Regions from separate parts of the Homo sapiens genome. Here region 1 is linked to region 2. The links are chromatin loops, found by intact Hi-C in ENCODE. Cell type or tissue: IMR-90. All regions are shown on one strand. Each heading gives the region's core, and the rest is flanking DNA. Links, peaks and the distances in the headings are about the cores only.

Region 1 (12,705 bases), core at 3,907-8,906, 90 kb after region 2:
CGCCACATCATTGTGCTGGTTCTTGGGCAACTTCTGTAAGTCTCAATTCTTCGTAAAATGATTTAACTAGACAAGATTATCTCTAAAGGGCCTTTCCAAACTAAAGATTTCAGATTAGGATAAAAGCTGTAGATATGGAAAAGACAGATCAATATGGGACCCTTGGGGAAGAACTGGTAAGATTTAAGAACTGGCTAGAAACGCAGAATGGTGGAAAGCAATGAGTCAACAATGGAAGCAAAGTTTTGAGCTTTGAAGATAGATAACTCAAGGTTTACATTAGGCATATATTATTATTTTAATAAATCAGGAGGTTCTCCCTGGAAATGAATATTTGTGACCTTCTGGATCAAAATGTCACCCACACTTAAAATGTATGCTAAAACCAAAATCTCTTCTCACGAGATTATTTAAATGCTATGCTAAAATGAAATCCTTAATGGACAATTATAATTACAGACAATGACATTTAGTACATTCAATAACATTTATTCCAAAGTATCAAATTTATGAAAAGAAATCAACGTACGCACGTATGCATCAGTCACCAAAAGACTGTTTTTTTTTTGTTTTTTTTTTTTTGAGATGGAGTCTCACTCTGTCATCCAGGCTGTAGTGCAGTGGTGTAATCTCGGCTCACTGTAACCTCTACCTCCCAGGTTCAAGAGATTCTCCTACCTCAACCTCCTGAGTAGCTGGGATTACAGGCACACACCACAATGTCCGGCTAATTTTTATGTTTTTAGTAGAGACAGGGTTTCACCATGTTGGCCAGGCTGGTCTTGAACTCTTGACCTCAGGTGATCCACTGCGTCAGCCTCCCAAAGTGCTGGGATTACAGGCATGAGCCACCGTGGAGACTGTTTTTTTGAACACTCTTTCAACGTGGAAACAACCTAATCCCAGAGTCACAGAGCTGCCTGAAATGTCACAGCAGGACTTGATGACAAAGTATTTTAACCCAGTTTCTCTTAGCGACTTCATGAGGTCTTCTTCAAACAGCTAAAGTGCAATATTACATCTCATGCACTATACATAACATGTTTTCAGCACTGGATGCCATGATCAATTGTTGTATGCCCTGAATAGTCTTTAGAGAAGCATGCTTTCATTTAGTGTGACATCCAAAAGAATGCTTTAGATTGTACTGAGGAATAGATTCTGACCTACTCCTATTATAGATGTAATCAGCCCAGCAAAGTTATGTTGACATTTTGATAGACTCCATTCCACTGTATTATACTGGTGTAACACGCCTGGACAAAAACCTAAATATCATAGTTGTTCATAAAATCCTTTGCCTATGTTTCATAGAACGAAAAAAAAAATCCTGCCAACTTTCTGATGATCCTTCAAGGGCAACATTTCAAATATAATACCCTTCTCTGGACGCTGAATCGTATTTCAGTTATTACATTTGGATCAAATCCCAGAACAAAACATTTTAAAAATGAAATCATGCATGAAAAGTTATAATTCAGCACTATCTACGAATCTATTTAGACCTAGCCAAAATGGACCATTTTATGACTAGATAAACTGAAAAGTGCCGTTGATTAGCCTAGAACAGCAACATAAAAAATTCTTAGTTGCAAGGTAAAGCAAATGACATGCTGAAATATAATATAGAAAAGAACTGAGACCTCTTTGGGAATGAGTCACTTAGAGTCACATTTTCCAGCTATCTTAGTTTCTGGTTTGGAACTTAATTTTAACTCATAAAATAGAATCCTCTCCAAAATATACCATATGGTTCCTACCTTTTATTTTATTTTATTTTTATTTATTTATTTATATATTTTTTTGAGATGGAGTCTTGCCCTGTCGCCCAGGCCAGAGTGCAATGACGCGATCTCAGCTCACTGCAACCTCCGCCTCCTGGGTTCACACCATTCTCCTGCCTCAGCCTCCTGAGTAGCTGAGATTACAGGTGCCCACCACCATGCCCAGCTAATTTTTGTATTTTAGTACAGACAGGGTTTCACCATGTTGGCCAGACTGGTCTCGAACTCCTGACCTCGTGATCTACCTGCCTCGACCTCCCAAAGTGCTGGGATTACAGGCATGAGCCAACGCGCCTGGCCCGGCTCCTACCTTTTAAAAAGATACATAAGCATACAAGGATATTGGTATGAGAGGGTCAGGTTCCAGAACCAATCCCCCTTGGATACCAAGGGATGACTTACAATGTTTATGCTCACATCTAACAGGCCCCCTGCTAGACCCCCAGGCTTATGTTACCTAAAAATGTTGAAAGAATATAAACTAAGTCCTGGAACAAACAACATAAATGAATCAATTATTATACTGATTGAATAATACTTTCATTATTATCTCTATTTGAATTATGTATAGATGGTCATTTTATCTAAGATTAGCATATGTTTATGTATTTCTGTCCTAGAATAAAATAAAAACTGAGAAATTAGTTTCAACCACTCACCTGGCTTAGGAATATTTATGACTAAACAAGCTATAGTCCTCTCCACTGTATTCTGGCCTAGCTTGTTACTGTAAAAACTCTTGAAGGACGCCGGGCGCAGTGGCTCGAGCCTGTAATCCCAACACTCTGGGAGGCCAAGGCGGGCTGATACCTGAGGTCGGGAGTTCAAGACAAGCCTGACCAACATGGAGAAACCCCATGTCTACTAAAAATACAAAATTAGCCAGGCGTGGTGGCACATGCCTGTAATCCCAGCTACTCAGGAGGCTGAGGCAGGAGAATTGTTTGAACCCGGGAGGCGGAGGTTGCAGTGAGCCGAGATTGCGCCATTGCACTCCAGCCTGGATGACAGAGTGAAACTCTGTCTCAAAAATAACTCTTGAAGGAAACAGACCCCCAAAAGGTACAAGAGCCCCTTATATTATACATGCACACACATGAGAGTTATGTTATACCTTCATGAATGTGCTACCTCCATCAAGTACAGATCACTTTTCTCCACATAGAATGATGCTAACTACCACTCCTCATGTCCCTTGGACACACACATACATATTCATTCCATACTGTTGGATCTGAAAGGAGTCTGGGCTTTGGAACCAGACACAGCTAAAATCAAATCCCGTCTCTGTAACTCAAAAACTCATGGTCAAGTCCAAGTTCATTTACGTTCACATATTCCTTCACCACAAGAGAATCTGTTTTTGTTTTTGTTTTGTGTGGCAACTTTTGCCAAAAAAAAAATCCCCAAAACCAGGAAGACTGGAAACCAAGTATTAAGGCACCTAAGATTCTCCTCTTTTCCAAAGTCTTTCCCTAGGATACAGGAGGAATATCTGCAACAAAGGCAGCAGGAGGCACTTACATGGATGTTTGGCTTATAATTATTTGGCAAATTTTTCATTTAGGTTTTAGGTATTTTTCTGCATGTATATTATATGTTACAAAAAATACTAATAAAATGAAATGCAAAATAGCCTCCCTACCCATTGTTAACTTCAGTGAAACTTATTTTCTATCAACTGTTTTCTTACGCTTTTCTTGATGTACTCAATAGGATATAGGATAATTTCTTATTCTTTGTGTAATTTAACATAATTTACTCCAGCTCAAGTTAGTTAAGGACTTTTTTTAAAAAAAGAACTAAGGAGAGTACATCTGTTTCCAATGAGGCTTCTTAAAGAACAGAGAAAATATTAAAATATCTTTAAACAATTTGAGATAAAATCATGGTGACCTACATAGAGCAAATCACCCTAAGTAGGTTAAGTAAGTGAAAGTAGTTATCTTTTTTAAACTAAAAAGACTAAAAGGAACTCTATAATCTGACAACATAACAACTTGTGATATTCTACACCAAAAAAAAAAAAAAAAAAAAAGAAACAACTCAAAACGAAAAGGCACTACTACCGGACAAAAAATAAACTAAAAAGGAGTATCTCAGCCAAGTAATTAGAACTGAGCTACATGCCCATATCAAACAAAAATCTGCTACATACCTTGATCAATACAGTTTTCGGCAAGAGTAAAAAGCAGAGGTGAGCGTTCCTCAAGCAAATGCTGATGAATATTCACACATCTCAAAGTCCACCATGGCAAGCTCTAGGAAAAAACACCACGTAAGCTGAAATAAAAGGATACTTTAGAAAACTCTTTTTACATTAACTGAGATTTTTAGAATTTTTTTACATTCATAAAATTAAATTTATTCCTCAATAAGATTACCCATCCACTACTCTCTTCAGTAATAATACCAAAACCCACATCTGTGTCTTCCATAAGAATAACACCTCACCTCCATCCTCTCAAACCTGTATTTTTTTTTTAGCCACTTGGACTTCCTTATGCCATTTTGAACTTACCAACTCCTCCTTTAAAATATATGTTGTGGCCGGGTGCGATGGCTCACACCTGTAATCCCAACACTTTGGGAGGCCGAGGCGGGCAGATCACAAGGTCAGGAGTTCAAGACCAGCCTGGCCAACATGGTGAAACCCTGCCTCTATTAAAAATATAAAAATTAGCTGGGCGTGGTGGCAGGCGCCTGTAGTCCCAGCTACTCGGGAGACTTGAGGCAGGAGAATTGCTTAAACCTGGGAGGCAGAGGTTGCAGTGAGCCGAGGATGCACCATTGCACTCTAGCCTGGGCAACACAGCGAGACCCTGTCTCAAAAAAAAAAAAAAAAATGTTGTATTCATCCTGCTCTGTGGCACTCTATCACCACTTTAATCCGAGTACCAACTCCTTCAGAGGCCCCACAAGAACCCCCTGTGGGGGTGATTTTTCCATCACCTGAACTTCCAGCACATTATCTGTAATTCCCTTGCAAACACATTCCACTGTATTTTATGTATGTCATCTCAGGTTCCAATGTTGTTCACCGTCTACTACCCAACAAGGTAAGAAATCATGTCTTATTCATCTCTATATCCTCCTCAAAGCAATGTATTTTACATAATCTACACAGTAAGAAATACCTTGGATTCAGATGTTCCCCCAATCTGAGAAGATTGCTTCCACACCTGTATGAAACCTCTTCCTTACAGTCTTCTCCTGCTAGTGTGGCACATACTGATCTTTCACTTCTTTGAACTTCTACACTGTTCCTAGAAGTTGGCATCATATTGGACAGCACCTGTTTTTCAAGTTTATAACTCTATTTGAGCCATACATTTCTGAGGGCAGAAACTGCTTTTTTTTATTTTTTATTTTATTTTTTTGAGGCAAGGTCTGACTCTGTCGCCCAGGCTGGAGTGCAGTGGCATGATCACAGCTCACTGCAGCCTGGACCTCCTCAGGCTCACGTGATCCTCCCACTTCAGCTTCCTGAGTTGCTAGGACTACTGGCCATGTCACCATGCCCAGCTAATTTTTGTATTTTTTGGTAGAGATGGGGTTTTGCCATGTTGCCCAGGTTGGTCTCCAACTCCTGGGCTCAAGTGATCCACCCACCTTGGCCTCCCAAAGTGCTGGGATTACAGATGTGAGGCACTGCACCCAGTAGGAAACTGGATTTTAGACATTGTCTTGACTAATGCACAAGCTGAGCATATAGTAGCTTTTTCTTTTATTCGCTGATGCTTTTTCTTACTTGATCAACATATATTTACTTAAAAAAAATAAAAACAAGGAACAACAAGCCAATATAAAAGTATGGCCAGGTATGGTACCTCACACCTATAATCCCAGCTACTCAGGAGGCTGAAATGAGAAGATCACTCGAGGCTAGGAGTTTGAGACCAGGTGGGCAACACTGTAAGACTAAGTCTGTTTTAAAAAAAAAAAAAAAAAAAAAGGGGGGGTGCCAGGTGCAGTGGTTCACACCTGTAGTCCTAGCACTATGGGAGGCCGAGGTGGGGCTGATCACCTGAGGTCAGGAGTTCAAGAGCAGCCTGGCTAACATGATGAAACCCGGTTCCTACTAAAAATACGAAAAATTAGCCAGGTGTGGTGGCATGCGCCTGTAATCCCAGCTACTCGGGAGGTTGAAGCAGGAGAATCACTTGAACCCAGGAGGCGGAGGTTGCAGTGAGCCAAGATTGCACCACTGCACTCCAGCTTGGGCAACAAGAGTGAAACTCCGTCTCAAAAAAAAAAGTATATACGGTGAAGAGTGAAAATCTCTCTTCCACAGCCCCAATATCATCCTCCTCCAGCGGAAAAAATCAGTGACAAAGGTTTACATTCCTCCAGAGCTTCCTCTATGTATGTGCATGTGTGTATATGTACATGTGTACAAGTTATGATAAGTAATTTTGATAAGCTCATTATAAATTATTTGTAACTATATTACTTTACATTATATTACATGAAAGTCTAACAATTAGTTTTCCTTTTAGTTACCTGCAAATATGAGATGACAATTACCAAAAAGCTTTTTTTTGAGATGGGGTCTCAGTACACTGTCCAGGTTGGAGTGCAGTGGCTATTTACAGGAGTCATCATAGCACACTGCAGCTTTGAACTCCTGGACTCAAGCCATCCTCCTGCCTCAGATTTCTAAGTACCTGGGACGACAGGTATATGCCACAGCACCTGGCTCCAAAGAACTTTTTTGCTTGAACTTAATTTCTTCATTTGACTAAGACGTTCCCTTCTAAACTGCTACACACCATAGCCTGGTTCGCTTCTAAAGTGTTATACACCACAACTACTACAACCGTGATGCAACCACAAATGAATTTTGACTCCATGACAAAATCCTTTCAAATTAATACTGTTTCCTCAGTCCATGTAAGGAAATATAAAATTATCTAATAGCAAAGAAATTTCAGACAGTTTTTAACTGAATTCCCTGAGGTGTTGCGTCATTTTCATTCTTTTCCTATCACTATAGCATGAAGTCAGTTTACATCTCAATTATCTGTCCCTTATCTGCTGTCAGCAATAAGTGAGTCAGGTCTGGCAGCTTATTCTTTTACTTTTCTAGACATGGGAATTTAGATACATCCAGTCAAAAAGATTTCACTTTTAAGAAAACACATAATACAAGGCCAGGCACGGTGGCTCACACTTGCAATCCCAGCACTTTGGGTAGCAGGAAGCTCACTTGAGGCCATAAATTCAAGACCAGCCTGGGCAACACAGAGAGACCCCATTTCTACAAAAATTGTTTTTTAGGTAGCTGAGTGTGGTGGTGCGTATCTGTAAACCTAGCTACTCAGGAGTTTAAGGTTATAGTCAGCTGTGATCACACCACTGTACTCCAGGTTGGGCAACAGAGAAGAGACTCTGACTCTAAAAAAAAAAAAACAAAAAACAAACAAAAAAAAACATATAATATGCTGAACTCTCAAAAATCAGATCTATAAATTAACTCTCAAACCAAAAATCTTTATATGGGGGAGGGAAGAATAAAACAAATATAGAGGCCGGGCGCGGTGGCTCATGCCTGTAATCTCAGCACTTTGGGAGGCTGAGGCAGGCGGATCACAAGGTCAGGAGATCAAGACCTTCCTGGCCAACACAATGAAATCCCATCTCTACTAATAATACAAAAAATTAGCTGGGCGTACTGGTGGGAGCCTGTAGTCCCAGCTACTTGGGGGGCTGAGGCAGGAGAATGGCATGAACCCGGAAGGTGGAGCTTGCAGTGAGCAGAGATCGCGCCACTGCACTCCAGCCTGGGAGACAGACAGAGTGAGAGTCGGTCTCCAAAAAAAAAAAAAAAAAAACCAAATATAGAAAGCATAGCCTATTTTTCTACTAGTCAGTGTAACAGACCTTTTCAGTTTGTCAAGAATTGCTTAATATAAAAATAGAGGGCTGGCACAGTAGCTTATGCCTGTTAATCCCAGCACTTTGGGAAGCCAAGGTAGGAAGATCACTTGAAGCCACGAGTTTCAGACAAGCCTGGGCAATGCAGTGAGATCCCATCTCTACAAAAATAAAACTTAAAAAATTGAGCCAGGCATGGTGGCTCACACCTGTAATCCCAGCACTGTGGGAGGCCAAGGCAGGTGGATCACGAGGTCAGGAGATCGAGACCATCTGGGCTAACATGGTGAAACCCCGTCTCTACTAAAAATGCAAAAAATTAGCTGCACATGGTGGTGGGCGCCTGTAGTCCCAGCTCCTCGGGAGGCTGAGGCAGGAGAATCGCGTGAACCCAGGAGGCAGAGGTTGCAGGGAGCCAAGATTGCACCACTGCACTCCAGCCTGGGCGACAGAGCGAGACTCCATCTCAAAAAAAAAAATTAAAATTGAAAATTGAGGCCGGGCACTGTGGCTCACACCTGTAATCCCAGCACTTTGGGAGGCTGAGGCAAGCAGATCATTGAGGTCAGGAGTTCGAGACCAGCCTGACCAACATGGTGAAAATCCATCTCTCCGAAAAATACAAAAAAAATTAGCCGGGCCTGGTGGTGCATACCTGTAGTCCCAGCTACTTGGGAGGCTGAGGCAGGAGAATCACTTGAACCCGGGAGGCGGAGGTTGCACTGAGCTGAGATCACGCCACTGCACTCCAGCCTGGGCGACAGAGTAAAACTCTGTCTCAAAAAAATAAAAAAAGAAAGAAAAAATTGGGGGGAGGCGGGAGGGATAGCATTAGGAGATATATCTAATGCTAAATGACGAGTTAATGGGTACAGCACACCAACATGGCACATGTATACATATATAACAAACCTGCACATTGTGCACATGTACCCTAAAACTTAAAGCATAATAATAATACAATTTTAAAAAAAGAAACAAAGAAAGAAAAAATTGAGGCATTAATAAAAAAGTGAACTTGAGGTCTTGCTTTAGATAATTTCTAGATTTTATCTCCTGATTATAACACTTATTACAGAATGGTCTGACTGAGAAGTCACAATAGTTTAGAACCTCCCAGACAGCAGGGAGCAGTAGTATACTCACAAGACACCAAATAAATATTTGCCAGTTTATCCCATTTTATAAATGGAAACTGATATTCAGAGAAATTAACTAGCATAAGGTCACATAGCTGTTGATTTCAAAACCAAGACTCATTTTACTCAACCACTTACATAGTACCAATTCTAGTCTATATACTTCACAGATTAGGGGTTGTGGGAAAATCTGCTTCTTCTATAATTTCACAAAAATAATATCATCATAAATAACTTGATACATTTCTTGGAGTCAGGTTACTCAAAAATTAATTTAAAAGGTTAAAATTAACTTGGATAAGTATGTAATGTTTCTTTATTATTTTATCTTAATTCATCAAATCAGCCATTTTTAATAACACCATTAAGAGAAAGATATAAGCCAGGTGCCTATAGTCCTAGCTGCTCAGGAGGCTGGAGCAGGAGGATCACTTGAGCCCACAAGTTGAAGGCCATCCTGGACAACACAGCAAGACAACATCTCCAAAAAAAAAAAAAAAAAAGCAGAAAGGAAGGAAGAAAAGAAGAAAGGAAGGAACGAAGGAAAGGAGGGAGGGAGGGAGGGAGGGAAAAAAGAATGATATAGTAAAGACCCACAGGAAAAATCTATAATAGAAAGAATAATGCTTCAGTTGAATGGCAAGAGAAGCCAGGCAGGATGGTGTGCTCCTGAAGTTCCAGCTACTCAGGAGGCTGAGGTGGGAGGATCACTTGAGGCCAGGAGTTCAAGATCAGCCTGGGCAACACAGTGAGACCCTGTCTCCCATCTCAAAAAAAAGAAAAAGAAAAAGGCAAAATTTCAGCACAAAATGAGGTATACATAGTAATATACTACAGGAAAACAGGTTTTTAAGCAGAAGTCAAAAGTTGTTTACAGCTGCCAAGAAATTAAGGTAACTTGCCTCTGCAACCCTACAAGAATGACATCTACAACTAGTATTCCACATATTTATTAATTCTCCTAAGTTGTTGACAGTATATATATTATTTTTCAAATGATGCTTAACATACTTTTTTTTTTTTTGGAGACAGAGTCTCACTCTGTCGCCTCGGCTGGAGTGCGGTGCGCGATCTTGGCTCACTGCAACCTCCACCTTCCATGTTCAAGCAATATTCCTGCCTCAGCCTCTTGAGTAGCTAGGATTACAGGCATGCACCACCATGCCTGGCTAATTTTTTTTTTTTTTTTTTTTTTGAAACAGAGTCTCGCTGTGTTGCTCAGGCTGGTGTGCAGTGGAACGATCTCGATTCACTGCAAACTCTGCCTCCTGGGTTCAAGCAATTCTCCTGCCTCAGCCTTCCAAGTAGCTGAGATTACAGGCACCCGCCATTACACCCGGCTAACTTTTGTATTTTTAATAGAAACGGGGTTTCACTGTGTTGGCCAGTTTGGTCTCAAACTCCTGACCTCAGGTGATCCACCTGCCTCGACCTCCCAAAAGTGCTAGGATTACAGGCGTGAACCACCATGCCCAGAGATGCCTGGCTAATTTTTGTATTTTTACTAGAGACAGGGTGTCGCCATGTTGGCCAGACTGGTGTCGAACTCCTGACCTCAGGTGATCCGCCAGCCTTGGCCTCCCAAAGTGCTGGTATTACAGGCGAGAGCCACTGCGCCTGGACAATGCTTAATATTCTTGATGAAGAAAACTTTTGAGCAACTTAAAAACCGTCTCACTCATTCATTAGTGACCATAAGTTCTCACTAGAAAGAAAATAATGCCATTAGGCAGCCTCATGGCTTGGTGATACTTTACCTAGAGTAAAGTAGCTGGGCACAGTGGCTCACGCCTGTAATCCTAGCACTTTGGAAGGCCAAGGTGGGTGGATCACTTGAGGTCAGGAGTTTGAGACCAGTTGGCCAACATAGTAAAATCCCATTTCTACTAAAAGTACAAAAAAATTAGCAAGGCATGGTGGCACGTGCCTGTAATCCAAGCTACTAGGGAGGCTGAGGCAGGAGAATCACTTGAACCCAGGAGGCAGAGGTTGTAGTGAGCCGAGATCACACCACTGCACTTCAGCCTGGGCAACAGAGTGAGACTCTGTCTCAAAAAATAAATAAGTAAATAAATAAAACAATAGAGCAAAGTAATCGTCAGTCTTTAAGACCATTTAACTCAGATCAACTTACTTAGGGGAAAAATTTTTTACTCAAGCTACTGTCACTAAGAGCTCAAAAGACGAAGCCTCATATATGCTAAGACATGTTGAAATCCGTGTATTAAAAAACCTTCAATTAGCCAGGCATGGTGGTGCACACCTGTAGTCCCAGCTACTTGGGAGGCTGAGGTGGGAAAATCACTTGAACCTGGGAGGCGTAGATTGCAGTGAGCCAAGATCACACCACTGTACTCCAGCCTGGGCGACAGAGCAAGACGCTGTCTCAAAAACAAAAACCTTTCTAGGCTGGGAATGGTGGCTTATGCCTATAATCTCGGCACTTAGGGGAGATGGAGGCAGGTGAATCACTTGAGCCCACAAGTTCAAGACCAGCCTGAGCAACAAGGTGAAACCCTGTCTCTACAAAAAATGCAAAAATTAGCCGGGTGTGGTGGCGCATGCCTGTAGTACAAGTTACTTGGGAGGCTGAGGTGGGAGGATGGCTTCAGCCCAGGAGGTGGAGGTTGCAGTGAGCTGAGATCATGCCACTGCACTCCAGCCTGGGCAACGGGGCCAGAGCCTGTCTTAAAAAAAAAACAAAACAAACAAACAAACAAAAAACAACCTCTAGTACAATGGCTTCCAAATCCTCTGGCTCTCATGAGAGTTGCAAATAGAGGCACCACTTCCCTTCTAACCTCTTCTTTTAAAACAAATTTAGGCCAGGTGCGGTGGCTCATGCCTGTGATCCCAGCACTTTGGGAGGCCAAGGCAGGCAGGTTACCTGAGGCTAGGAGTTTGAAACCAACACGGCCAACATGGCGAAACCATGTCTCTACTAAAAATACAAAAAATTAGCCAAACGTGGTGGTGGGCGCCTGTAATCCCAGCTACTCAGGAGGCTGAGGCATGAGAATCGCTTGAACCTGTGAGGTGGAGGTTGCAATGAGCCGAGATCACACTACTATACTCCAGTCTGTGTGACAAAGTGAGACTCCATCTCAAAAAAAAAAAAAAAAAAAAAATTTAGTGTATAAACTTAAATGCTTAGGAAAGTAAGCCCTTACACAGCACAGACCAAGTCTACATTGACCTATAGAAATATTGTGATGCTTGGGCCGGGCACAGTGGCTCACACCTGTAATCCCAGCACTTTGGGAGGCTGAGGTAGGCAGATCACCTAAGGTCAGGAGTTCGAGACCAGCCTGACCAATGTGGAGAAATCCCATCTCTACTAAAAATACAAAAGATGAGCCATGCATCGTGGCAGCCGCCTGTAGTCCCAGCTACTTGGGAGGCTGAGGCAGGAGAATGGTGTGAACCCAGGAGGTGGAGCTTGCAGTGAGTCAAGATCACGCCACTGCACTCCAGCCTGGGCTACAGAGCGAGACTCTGTCTCAAAAAAATAAATAAATAAAAATACAAAATTAGCCAGACATGGTGACGCATGCCTGTAATCCCAGCTACTTGGGAGGCTGAGGCAGAAGAATTGCTTGAACCCAGGAGGTGGAGGTTGTGGTGAGCCGAGATCGCGCCATTGCACTCCAGCCTGGGCAACAAGAGTGAAACTCCATCTCGAAAAAAAAAAGAAAGAACTATTGCATTTCTTAAAAATTTTCAGCCAAAACTGGGAGATTTCACATAAAATTTAGATGTACTATTTCTGACACTATGGGGTCTGCAGCACACCAGGTTGCAACAATCAGATGGAGCAGGGGTCAGCCAGGCACAGCCTGTGCGCAAATCCAGCCCACTACTGGTTTCCGTATAGTCCAAGAACTGAAAATCGTTTTTACATTTTT
Region 2 (12,705 bases), core at 4,387-9,386:
CTCAGCCTCCTGAGTAGCTGGGATTACAGGTGCCCATCACCATGCCCAGCTAAGTTTTGTATTTTTAGTAGAGATGGGGTTTCACCAGGCTGGCGGGCTGGTCTCAAACTCCTGACGTTGTGATCCGCCTGTCTAGGTCTCCCAAAGTGCTGGGATTACAGGCGGGAGCCACCACGCCCGGCCATGGATGTATGTGCTTTTAATCAGATATTTCAAATGTCAAATCTACTTACTAAATGAATGACCATGAACAAGCTAAACTAACATTTTGAGAGTTTCTTCTTCATTTTTGGCTTACCTACCTCAGAGAGGTTGAAAGAAGCAGTAAGCCCTAAACTGTTTATCTTCTTCCTCAACTCCTTCCATTAGAAAACCAGACTGGAAAGCAAGACACTTGAGGTTGCCCTACCTCTAGGAAGAGGGGACTTGAAAGAGCTTCTAGGAACATTAATATTTTCCATAAATAATCACACTGGTCAACTGTGTAGTTTCTCCAAAAACAGAAAAATTGCTGTTGTCAACATTAAATAGATGATTACAGAACTTAGCCAAGAAGAATCAAGAAAGTGAGGTCAAAGAGAAAAAAATTACTAATAGTAGAAGATCAAAACTAAATTTTTCCACATAAGGCTAATTTCCACCAAACATTGGATTTTTTATTAAAAGTGTGGAAAATCACAGGAGTCCTAAAAATCTCAGAAAGGAATCTATGCAAGATACAAACCAAGGAGATCACTGCTTTAGAGCAGGACAGCAGAGAAAGAATTATGTAGCTGTAAATATGAGAGCCACATAGAATTTGGAATCTGTACATACTTTTATCTTAGCACTGTCATACTAAAATATTTGCTCATGTGTATCTATCATATCGGACTATAACTGTGTTTGTAGTAAGTTTGTCTATTAGTCATCTTTGGAATATTCTTACCCAGCAAACAGTAGGTAGTCTATAAACATTGGATGAACTCAACTGGAACTAATACTAAAGTCACAAAGGGCTAATGGTATTTTCTAAGGTCCTTCAGATACTAAACAGAAACATAAAAGATCCTTCACATTTGGGAACGACAGGAGAACTCCTTTAGGTGACACACTCTAGCTGAAATCAATACTGAGTATCACTACATGACTAAATTAGGAGAGATCTAACAAAAATTTACCCTAGTGAATAGAGAGGTCATATAGCAGAATCTGAATTTCACATGCCCTTCTAACCAAATGATGAGAACTAGGAAGCAACTCTTCTTAGGACTATAAACACAGAGAAGCAAAACTGATGGCCTGAAGGGGGATTTTGGGTATTTGAGGGGTTCCCCATCCTGATGGTGTATTTTGCGATAGAACAGTCCAGTGTTGAGAACTGAGAATTTCAGGTATGTGCAAGAAAAGGAACTAATATATTGAAAACCTGCTATATTGGGGCTCATTTATATTTATGATGATATGGTTTTTCTGCAAGTTGTTATATGGGAAATTTGAGATTTGTGGGAGAGAAGATCCTACCCTAAGCACCACTAGGATTCCAGGAAGCACTCTGTCAGGGATGAAGCCTTGGGTTTGGGGTAAAGAATATGGGTGAAAAATTAAGTTGAGCCTCCAGTGAAAAGGTAGACAAAATATTTCAGGAAAGTTATTCATACTTGAGTGAGAAGGAATGAAACTACCCTTTTTGGCTGTGATCTGTGCCTTAACTTTGTGAATTAGCGGAAATTTTGTGAATTAATGGAAAGAATTAAAATTCTAATGTGTGATAAGAGTGGTTCTTATCTGACCTTGCAACTGGTCAGTATATTAGGAAGGGAAATTGGCAGACCAACAACTATAGGAAGCCCTCCACGTAAAAAATGAAGGGGAAAAAAATAAGCTCTAGACCCAGAGATGGCACCAACTATGAAGAGTATCTTTGAGGACCACATGAAGAGCAAAATTAGACTTAATAAATACAGGTTTGCTCCAAGAGAATGGAGAAAAAGCAGGCTAAGAATTTAAGGTTCCCCAATTAGCCAGATTTGGCATCTTGACAATAGCTTTAGGATTAAAAAAAATTTTTAAAAAGTGTGTGCGCACACACACACAAGGGACTCACAAAACATTGGCCATAGTCTAATTCTAGCCTTCTACCTTGAAGCAGAGAGCAAAAAATGGATTCTGATTCTATTGTAGAGGCTGTTTCTCAATGACAGGGAGACTGACCACTGAAAGGTGCTCTACGTCCTCAATACAGTACATAAAGATGACAGGGGCACAGCTGACAGAACTCCAAAGCACGTTTCCCTCTCACCAAGAACAACCCTTTTAGCAGAATGGCAATTTACTCCTAGTCTAAATTCTTATTCTATGAGCAGCAGCTGAGAGGTGACAAGTGCAAAACACTTTGCCCCACCCATCAGACACTCCCAGCTACACTTCTGTGTAGTGGTGTCTACTCCTACTTACTCTCTCATGGAGCCAAATGTTCACTAATTGTTTTTCACAGTTATATGTGTGACAACACCATGCTCTGGCTTGATTTTTTTAAAGGTTACTTGCCAACATAAATACTCCAGGTCCAAGATGAAACAGAGTAATTAAAAACAGGCTTTATTATTCAATTAGTTGATCATCTCTTATTTGCATTACCAATTTATAGAGTATTTTCCATTATTTTGCCTATTTTTCTCAATCAAGTGAGCACAACAGGTTTTAACTTACAAAGCTAATATCCAATTTTTAAGGGATTAACAATAACCATGATGGGAGGCAGTTGTGGGGAAATGGGTGCTGGCTTTAAAGGAAATAAAGGTCTGAGCTCATATTCCAAAACTGCCACTTAGTAATGCTAATCAGTAAAGTGATGAAAACAATCCATATTTTGTGGGTTGTTATGAATAGCATATGACAATTATAAAATAATTATATAAAGAATGCAGTACATATAAGGCCCTCAAAAGATAGCATTACATAATAATATGCTCACAGTTTCCTTAGCATTTACTGAGCAAGAATCAAAATTCTTTAAGGTTTGTTCCTATTTCTACTCCTAAAGTTAGAAGGTTCAAATGGGAGTGGGGGAATCTCATAATTTGTTTTTGGAGAGAGAAGAGTAAGGCAGTGGTTGGAGGGGTATCTTCTGCCACATGCAGTCATCCATAAGGAGTGTCCTACATGGAGATTGCTTCAATGAGATAACTATTGAGTGATCACTTACTAGTTACTCATGCAGCAAATATGATTGACTTCTTGCTACATGCCAAAACTTTGCCAGGTTCTGGGGCAACAGCTGTTTTTTTGTTGTTGTTGTTGTTTTGTTTTTTGTTTTTTTTATTGGATTCTCGCTCTGTCACCCAGGCTGGAGGGCAGTGGTGTGATCTCAGCTCACTGCAACCACCACCTCCCAGGTTCAAGTGATTCTCCTGCCTCAGCCTCCCAAGTAGCTGGGACTACAGGCACATGCCACCACGTCCGGTTAATTTTTTTTTTTTTTTGTATTTTTAGTAGAGATGGGGTTTCACCATATTAGCCAGGATGGCCTCCATCTCTTGACCTCGTGATCTGCCCGCCTCAGCCTACCAATGTGCTGGGATTACAGGCGTGAGCCACCACACCTGGCCAACAGCTGTTGACACAGGTCTGGTTCTTAAGCAGCTTACATTTAGTAGATCAGATGAGCCAACAAATGGGGTACCAGAGTAGTTTGGGTGCCATAGGAGTACACAGGTGGATGGTACCACCAAATGTGGGAGGAAAGTATCTGGGAAGGCTCTCTGTAGAAAGCAATCTCCTAAAGAATAAGTAGCAGTTAGCTGAAAGAAGACAAACGTTCTAGACAGACAACAATTACAAAGGTCTGAAGTGAGACGGCGCTACAAAATCAAGAACTTACAAGTACTTTAATTCAAGCTATTAAAGTACTGCTGGAACTTCAGGTGCAACCTGGATGACAGAGTAGGTATGAAGGGGAGTAAAAGAAGGAGAAAATGCAGTTGGCAATGGAAACAGGAGACAGATCATAAAGTGAGGCTGGGTGCGGTGGCTCATGCCTGTAATCCCAGCACTTTGGGAGGCTGAGGCAGGCGGATCACCTGAGGTCAGGAATTCAAGACCAGCCTGGCCAATATGGTGAACCCTCATCTCTACTAAAAATACAAAAATCAGCCAGGCAAGGTGCTGCACGCCTGTAATCCCAGCTACTCGGGAGGCTGAGGCAAGAGAATCGCTTGAACCCAGGAGGTGGAGGTTGCAGTGAGCTAAGATCGTGCCACTGCACTCCAGCCTGGGCGACAAGAGCGAAACTCCATCTCTAAATAAGTAAGTAAGTAAATAAATAAATAAATAAAGTTGTCTGTAAGCCACTCATTCGAAACAGCTCAGACTTAACCCTGGAAACAGAGAGAAGTTACTTGGGGTGAGAATGGCAGATTTGTCTTTAGGAAGACTATTCTGGCTATAGTTTGAGGAAAGAACTTCTGGGAAAATCTTTTAAACTGTATAAAGAATCTCTATGATAGAAAAAAAAAAAGCCCCCAAAACAGGAAATCCAAACCAATTGCTAAAAAAGTCTTAGCTGTTTTAGAAATACAACATTAACTTACAATTTAAAGGAAAACTTTTTAAGAGTCCATGATTACAATGATCTGCAAATGTAGCATAATAAAAGATAGGACCATGTAATCTCAGGGAAGCCTTGCTTCCTTGAAACAAGAGAAAACAAGAGAGGTCCCAACCCTTATCTATCCCTAACCCCTCACCCTCAGTCTTTGTCTCTCATTTAGGAACCAAATTTGCTCAACAAAATAAGAATACATCTATCAGCTAGGGGAAATTGCTGTAAGTGGGTCGGATAACCTTTAAATACTAAATGCTAACAGATGAGAACCAGTTCTGATACCAAGGTCGAGCAAAATTAATCTTAGCTATTTTGCCTATGGTCATTAAATAACAAGAATGTATGCCGGTAGTTTCTAAGCTAGAATTTCTGAGACCCTACAACACCGGGATGTAAACATGAGCACCAGAACACAATAATTAGAATTAAACATTTCTCCAAATTTGCCTTTTAAAAATAAATTATGCCAATTAAGCATTAAATGCAAGGATTAAAATTTCACAGACTTCTAGTTAAATCAAAATGTGGTGACAGCTACTGGCACATGACCAAATACCAAAAGAGTATCAGCTGTTTTAGAAATAAAACATTTGCTTCTAAATTGCAGCAAAACTTTTTAGGGTCTATGGTTTAAAAAATCTGCAAATATAGCATAAGAAAAACAGGTAAAGGAGGTCTTTTATGGGTTAAATAAAATACTAAAATCAACTTTTAAGATCAAGATTTTGGGGGCTGTTTGGCTAAAACTCACAAAAAACTTAAGACAAAGTAAATGACTATACATTTCTAAAATTTTAAATATGCACATTTTCTAGAGGATTTAGAAACAGAAGCATTTGTCATTATTACACACAATTCTTACAAGGTCATGTGCACATTTAAAAAAATAATAATCATCACAACTACTTAGGGGGACAGTCAAATCCCTTCTCTGAAGGGGATGGATTCATTATGTTTTTTCTCCTGCAATTAAGGAAAGTCTCATCTTTCCATACTTTCTAAAAATAATTAAATTAATATTCTAAAATATGCTTTGAGCATTTGTGATTTACCAACTTGCTTATTTCAAATATTATTATTTCAAAAACTACCATATTTTTATATAAAGTTATTACTTATTTCTTGGCCAGTGTAAAAAGACTAGCACAGTAAAGAATGATGCAATGGGAACTACATCAGACTGGAAGTCAAGATATTCATTCATCCATTCATTCCTTTGTTAAACAAACATCTGAGTACTACTTTAGTGTCAGACAACGGGCACTAAAAAGATATTTAAGTCGCTGAAGAAATACATGACTATATTTCATCAAATTTGAGATGCTATCAGTTGTAAGACAAACTCTGTTAAAGAAAGAAAAAATGCTTTTAATTATAATCTAATGCCTCTTGTTTGCTTTGATTTTTTTCAGTCTATTCAGAAAAATTTGGCAGTTCTTCCTGCCTTCAATACGTTGCTTGACATTTTAAATGACAACCTTTCTTCATACATCTCAGTACAAAACAAAGCTTCATCTACTTTTGGGTATCCTTCTTTCTTGACTCTCATAAAGCACTTGGTTGCTGCTTTTAAAGAAAAGTAAATGGAATTGTGATGATTTATCTGATGGCAAATGTTTATTTCAGTAATACTAAATTTTCATTTCTCTAATTTGGTTCTGTCTTTTTCTCTGTATTCAATAACTTTTTGTTTCAGTGCCAAATCATAATGAAATCCTTTTGAAGATATTTTAAATGGCAATTAAACACAACATACGTAGTGCTGACACCTTGTCCACAACTCAACTGAAATGGTGGCCTAAATGTAGCTATCATTAGCTTTCACATGCACAGGTATGGACAACCTGACAGGACAGCCACCTGAATTAGAGCAAATGGAAGATGCCATCAATTGTTAAATACATTCCAATTTTAGAGATATTAAAATATGAAGAAAAAACATCTCGTAGAATCACAGCAAGTAATGGCAGCAAGCACTCATGTCACATTATGAGGTAAGCACTAGAGTACGTACTTTACATATATTATCTTACAAAAACCTATAAGGCAAATAGATTAAGTGCTTCCAGATGAGGGAACTAAGACAAGGAAGATTAAAGCAACTTGTCCAACATCACAAAGCTAGCATGAAGCAGGCTGGCATTTGACTACCGGCAGCCAGAGACCAGAGGCTATATGCTTTTAGCCACCATGCCATACTACCTCGCAAGTAAAGAGTCAATAACCAGCTTGTGATCTGAAGCAAATCATAAGGGAAACCTTTCCTCATTTACAAAAGGAGGGAGCTAGAATGGATGTTTATGGGGTTCTTTTCCAGGATAAAAATATTATAACTCTATCAATATTTTTTTGAGATAGGGTCTCACTGTGTCGTCTAGGCTGCAGTGCGGTGGCATGATCACAACTCACTGTAGCCTTAACCTCCCAGGCCCAAGTGATCATCCTCCCTCAGTCTCCCAAGTAACTAGAATTACAGGCATGCACCACTACACCCAGCTAATTTTTTATTTTTTAATTTTGTTTTTTTGTAGAGATGGGGTCTTACTTGGTTGCCCAGGCTGGTCTTGAACTCCTGGGCTCAAGCGATCTTCCCACCTCAGCTTCTCGAGGTGTTAGGATTACAAGTGTGAACCACCATGCCCAGTCGATAATCTTCCACAGTAAAACTTTGTTCTTATTCTGGTTTCTCCTTAAGTCAATACAATTCAAAGACCTTCACTGCCATTAACTGATTAGTGAAAGAAATGCAACTTTCACTATTAATCTAAAATAGACATACTTAGGAAGGTATTTAAGAAAAACACATGCTTGAACCACTATTGCTCTTTTTTAGGGTGATGGCAAAAGGTTGACTGTAGGTATAAATGATCCAATTTGTGGGCTTTACTCTGCTTGCTTATGTACTCAACTTAAGTCTTTTAAATTTTTAATCCAAAATTTAACATATGATTTCAATGTGTCAGTTTTTAAAGTGACTAACAATGCAGAGCCCCTTATTCTTCTTAAAATTCTGTTCATGTATGAGGGGAAAAAAACAACAGACAAATAACAGATGCAAATATTGCAACATTTTCCCTCCTGGCCCAATTTAAGGGTAGAATTAAATGTGCATTACACACTTGACAACTCTTCTGCCTCAAGAGGTGTCGTCACACCCTTTGGATTTTCTTTTAAAGACCAACCCAGCTGCTCTCACCCTCTCTCCTAGGGAACCTCCATTGAGGCCCACAGCATCTGATCATCAGGCAACCCAGTGATCATTAAAATGATTCCAAATATTTCGCTTTGAAGTCATCCTAAGGGAGAAGGTGAGTAAAGGAAAGAAATCAAAATCCCACGTCTTCAAAGCTCTTGTTAGTCTTTCTTAAAAATTTTGTAAAAATCTGCCCCAGTGGAAATCAGAGAAAACATTTAAAAGTTTTCTGGAAAAAAAGTGAAAAAAGGAATATAAGTGAATATTGGCAAAAGTGGGTTTGAAAAACAAAACAAGTGAGAAGATGCTCCCAGAGGGAAGGCTCTCACCAGTACATCAAATTGGACTATTACATACCTTTCCGTGCTGCCCGGCTCTTTCATAACAAATGACAACATCTTCCCACATTTCTAGCTTTTCAAATATCTGAAGGGCTGAACTGGTACATCCCAACTCAAAGAGCAAACTTGCAAGTTGGCGCTAGAAAAATCAAGTAAAAATAATTAATACTTCTTGGTGTAAAAAGAGATTCCTGTTTCACTTGCAGGTGTACCTAATCTGCCTTTTTAGGGGTCTGCTTATTGTAATAAATGTATAAATTCTACAATCTGTACTATTTAGAAGTTTGTAATAATTCAATACATACCTTTACTTTAGAAAACAAGCCTCTTTATAGGGTATAAGGAATTAAAGAACAATTTTTTTGTTGAAAATGCTAAATATATACAAATTTTCTCTAAGAACTTAAAAAGCAAAAATAAATATTTCTTTTTTACCTAGACACTCTGTATATAACAATCTCTAACTTATGAGGCTGAGATCCAATAAATTAATTTTTAAAACTCTGAGCAGTCAATAGAGATGACATAAAATCTATGCATTAGCCCTGCTGAATTTTATTCAGAAGGGCATATCTAGCTCTTTCTCACTCAAAGCTACTTAGATTTATTTCAAGCACATTCTAACAAACTTTGCTACCTAATTTCCCAGTCCCTGGCAGATAAAAAAAAGAGCAAACTGAGTTAAGGTCAGTGAAAGTTAAACATATTTAAAAATAAATATATTGTGGTTTATAAGTGTTAACACCTGCACAAAGGGAAAAAAAATTTAAAGATTTAAAAAAGTAGGTAAGGTCAGAATAAAGTGTAGTTTCATATTAGAGAGAGCTGTGTTGTTCTCTCTTAAGTATACTTTTACTACTCTGAAAATTCAACACATATTTAAGAGTTAAGTCCAGAAAAATCTAGGACTGATAATATCAGAAATATGCCTAAAAATTATAAGCTACAGATTATCAAAATAAATAATGAGAATGATCCAATACATCAGTAACCCATGGAATACAGGAGAATCTGGCTATTTTAGAGAATATAATTGGACATTTTCAAAAACTGCCCATGGCATGTGAGAGCTGGAATAAATCTTGGTGCTTATGCAGTGAGCAGTACAATATCTTCATTTAACAGATGAAGAAAGTTGATGACATCCAAGATGATATGGCTAGTTAGTAGCAAAGTAGAGACTAATTCTCTTTTTATAATAAACTGTTCTGTTATTTCTCAATCTTTAAAATAATACACAAAGATAGTCCCCATGATGCAAGAAAAAGTAATTAACGTCTTAATGAAAAATGATCCTTATCTAACTGCCTGAAGATCCTGAAATCTACAGCTTCCTAGGCAGATAAGCATTTGGCCTAAATTCAGTTTGAACAGTATTTGTTTCCTAATGTTTCTGTTCAGAAAAAGATAAAAAGCAACACCCTCAATAGACACATTTTGTCATAACAGCTCAGTCTGAAATGTTTATCCATCAAACCACATAATATAAAGCACCTAACCAATTTCACAGATCAGAGTCAAAAACACACTAAAAAATTCCAGCTGTTAACACATTCTTGATGAAGAAGCTATTCCTTTTGAGATATCATAAAGCTTTTTTACTTGCATATGTTTTATTGAGATTCCTTCAATATGTAAACTGAACTCCAATGCACAATAAACCTCCTAGTTCACCCTGTGTTTAAGAATATAACCTACTTTAAGAAGTCTTATAATGGGGATTTTAAACGATTGGATGGTGGGTTGGCATTTATGTTTCTAACTCACTACCTATGTGTATGATCCATGAAAGAGAGGACAGAAAACTGGTTAAAATAACAATAGTAGATAAATCATCTGTAATCCCCTGGCTGGCTCCATCTGACTCCACTTAACCTCTCTGTGACTTAGCTTCCTCACGTGTAAAACAGATATTTTTAAAAATTGTTGCAATAAAATAAGAGAATATGTGTGGAATGCAGAATAAAATATATGCATCATATTAAGTATGCAGTAAAAGTTGGTTGTTATTAGCTGGTATAATTTCAACCCAATGAAAAGCTAAGGAAAAGAGATAGATTAAAAGTGAGGAAACTAGAAACCTAGTTCATGTAGATTGGGTGATCAACACCAGAAAACTAATTGCACCGAGCCTCAATTTCTCCTCTGTAACATTAAGAAACTGGGTCAGGTGTCTTAAGTTATTTTCAGTGCTAAAATTTTACAAAATAGGGAACTACACCTATAATACAGGAGAACCATGTAGACAAGGGGCCAGAATCCCCACCCCACCATGTGCCATTAGGAGCTACAGTAGGTATTCTCATAGCCTCAGAAAGAGGAGAGTAGTCATGTGTATCTCACAACTTAAAGTATACCAAATAAATGCTTTCTTTTGCTTTTTGTAAACAACTTGTTTAAAAGGTTCCTTCTTTGGCAGAAAGTCCTTAAAATAATTTTAATATAAGAAATTATTTCAAAGCCAGGCATGGTAGTGCACATCTGTAGTCCCAGCTGCTCAGGAGGCTGGAGGCAAGAGTGATTGCTTAAGCCCAGGGGTTCAAGGCTGTAATGCACAATGATCACACCCGTGAATCGCCACAGCACTCCAACCTGTACAGTAAAGCAAGACCTCATCCCTTAAAAAAAAAGAAGTTACTTTCAAAATGCAAGCATTTATGATTCTATTATTTTATTTCTAGGATTCTATTTCATAAGATTTTAAATTATTTTAAAAATGTTTTATGAGTCTAATATCACTTTAATCAAAATAGCAATTTGAAGTAGTTAGCAATTCCCAGGCAGATACATTTATTATCTTTAGCAAAATATTTGAAAATTCAAACATAAATTAAAATCATCAATTTATAATGCATTTACCTTTCTAATGCCAAGTAATTTCCATACCCAATGACAAACAACAGAAATACCTGAATGGCCCAGTGAGGTGGTACTTGACAGCAATAGAAAATCTTCAGGCGTTCCAATACAGATGTAGTTTTATCTTCAAATTGGTCTGCAAGAGCCTTAAAGGACATATATCACAATCAGAATCTATATGTATAACTTATAATATAAATAAGTCCTTATTGTAATAGTTATACAAATGCACATATAAACAACAAAGAACTTAAGTCATTTTGATAAGGTGATAGGATGTGTGAATTTTTTCTCGAATTTCTTTAAATGTTCAAAAAACTTTAAACCTAATCCACATTTACATAAACATGTACATTAAAAACTTACCAGAAAAAGTTTTAATTTCCTATAATAGTTCTTTCAAAGAGCTAGCCTTATTGATAAGCCTTTTTACTTCTTCTATGAAGAACTGTTCTTTAGCTTATCTATTTCACAACATAATGCCACTTTGACCATGGCACTTTATAATATAAATCAGAGAAAAATTACATGAAGAACTCTATGTAGGATTATTTGCTCAGGAATAAAATGAAAGGAAAAAGTAGCCTATTTGATCACAGAGAGCAAGTTCTCTCACTCTTCAGCAACAGAGCAATAAGGCTGGACATTCACTCATGTGAGACCATCTATACAGTGCAGTGGGCAGCTGCAACCCACATACATGAAAGAATCCCTCTGATGTACTGAAATTTCTACAATGGTACTGAATAACTAAACTCTCAGAAGCTACATCAAGAAGCAGACCAACAAGACCAAAATAGCTGACTTTGAGACAAGGTACCAGGGCCAACTGCAAACTCAAAGCTGGAGCTATCCAGTGGTCAAATGATTCGTCATAGAAGAGCTCATGTATTCAGCATCAAAGCGAATGAAGACACATTGTGGGATTGCTAGAGAAGCATGTGGACAGCAGCCCCATTATCATGATCATTTTCTCCTGCCTCTTCATTTGCCATTCAGTTTACATTAAGTGTACATATTTTTCTGGTATTATACACTTATACCTACTCTCAACTGAGAATTATCATGATCTTTTTTCTACAATGCAGTACTCAAATTTTCTTTTTTTGCCAGTTGACTAGTTTTCACAGGCCTCTCTTATGAGGATTAGACGGTAGTGAAAAGTCAATGTTAATTTCCTGATGTTATTATGCATACTGGGTTATGTAGGAGAATGTCGTTCTCATATTTGAGGATGATGAAGCACCATGTTGGCAACTTACTCTCCAAAACTTCGGGATGCAAAAGACAGTTGCACTGTTCTTGCAACTTTTTGGTAACTTGGAAACTGTTTAAAATTTTTACAAAATTAATTTTTTAAATGGAAAATTTCAAAAAATAGTAAAAAAGGGAGCAAGTCCAAGCCTCAGGAGAAAAAAAAAGGACGGGAATCTACCATGTCCTGGTAAAAATCTAAGACAGGGAGACCAGTTTCTGAGCAGGGAGGCTTCTCCTAAATTGAAAGTTCTCTATTTTACACTGGCTGGGAGATACATTTATTAGCCTAAGAATATCTTGTGGTATGAGCTCAAGTGTGAGAAAACACACATTACACAACACTTCGTTGACAATCCAAGATGTTATTCAGTCAAGTCAGTCAGAGCAAACTGAGACATAACCAGACTCCTAAACCATCTTGGTCAAAATATGTTTAAAGCTTTCTGGCCTCACTTCATAGAAACTTAATA

What was found. Hi-C counts contacts between places; a loop is a spot of excess contacts. Peaks named below come from ENCODE experiments on the same cell type or tissue, not always from the same donor. Only the 100,000 strongest peaks of a DNase experiment are listed, where the experiment ranks them.
Region 1: a loop joins it to region 2, with 2.3 times the contacts of the local background. A loop is called at or near these places in 2 of 110 quality-filtered maps.

The regions. Positions count from the first base shown.
Region 1 is chr2:32,641,471-32,654,175 of GRCh38, reverse strand. TTC27 (tetratricopeptide repeat domain 27) reads right to left here. Exons shown (of 20, transcript NM_017735.5): 5 at 3,943-4,045. Among named protein-coding and RNA genes, the nearest start is that of MIR4765, 13 kb to the right of the region's middle. In IMR-90, for the core only: no CTCF peak of the experiment used is centred there; a DNase peak (open chromatin) is centred at 6,775; H3K27ac peaks cover 1,009 bases.
Region 2 is chr2:32,732,247-32,744,951 of GRCh38, reverse strand. TTC27 (tetratricopeptide repeat domain 27) reads right to left here. Exons shown (of 20, transcript NM_017735.5): 11 at 11,029-11,124; 12 at 8,136-8,258. Among named protein-coding and RNA genes, the nearest start is that of LINC00486, 87 kb to the left of the region's middle. RefSeq lists enhancers at 1,142-1,281, 6,590-7,789. In IMR-90, for the core only: no CTCF peak of the experiment used is centred there; no DNase peak of the experiment used is centred there.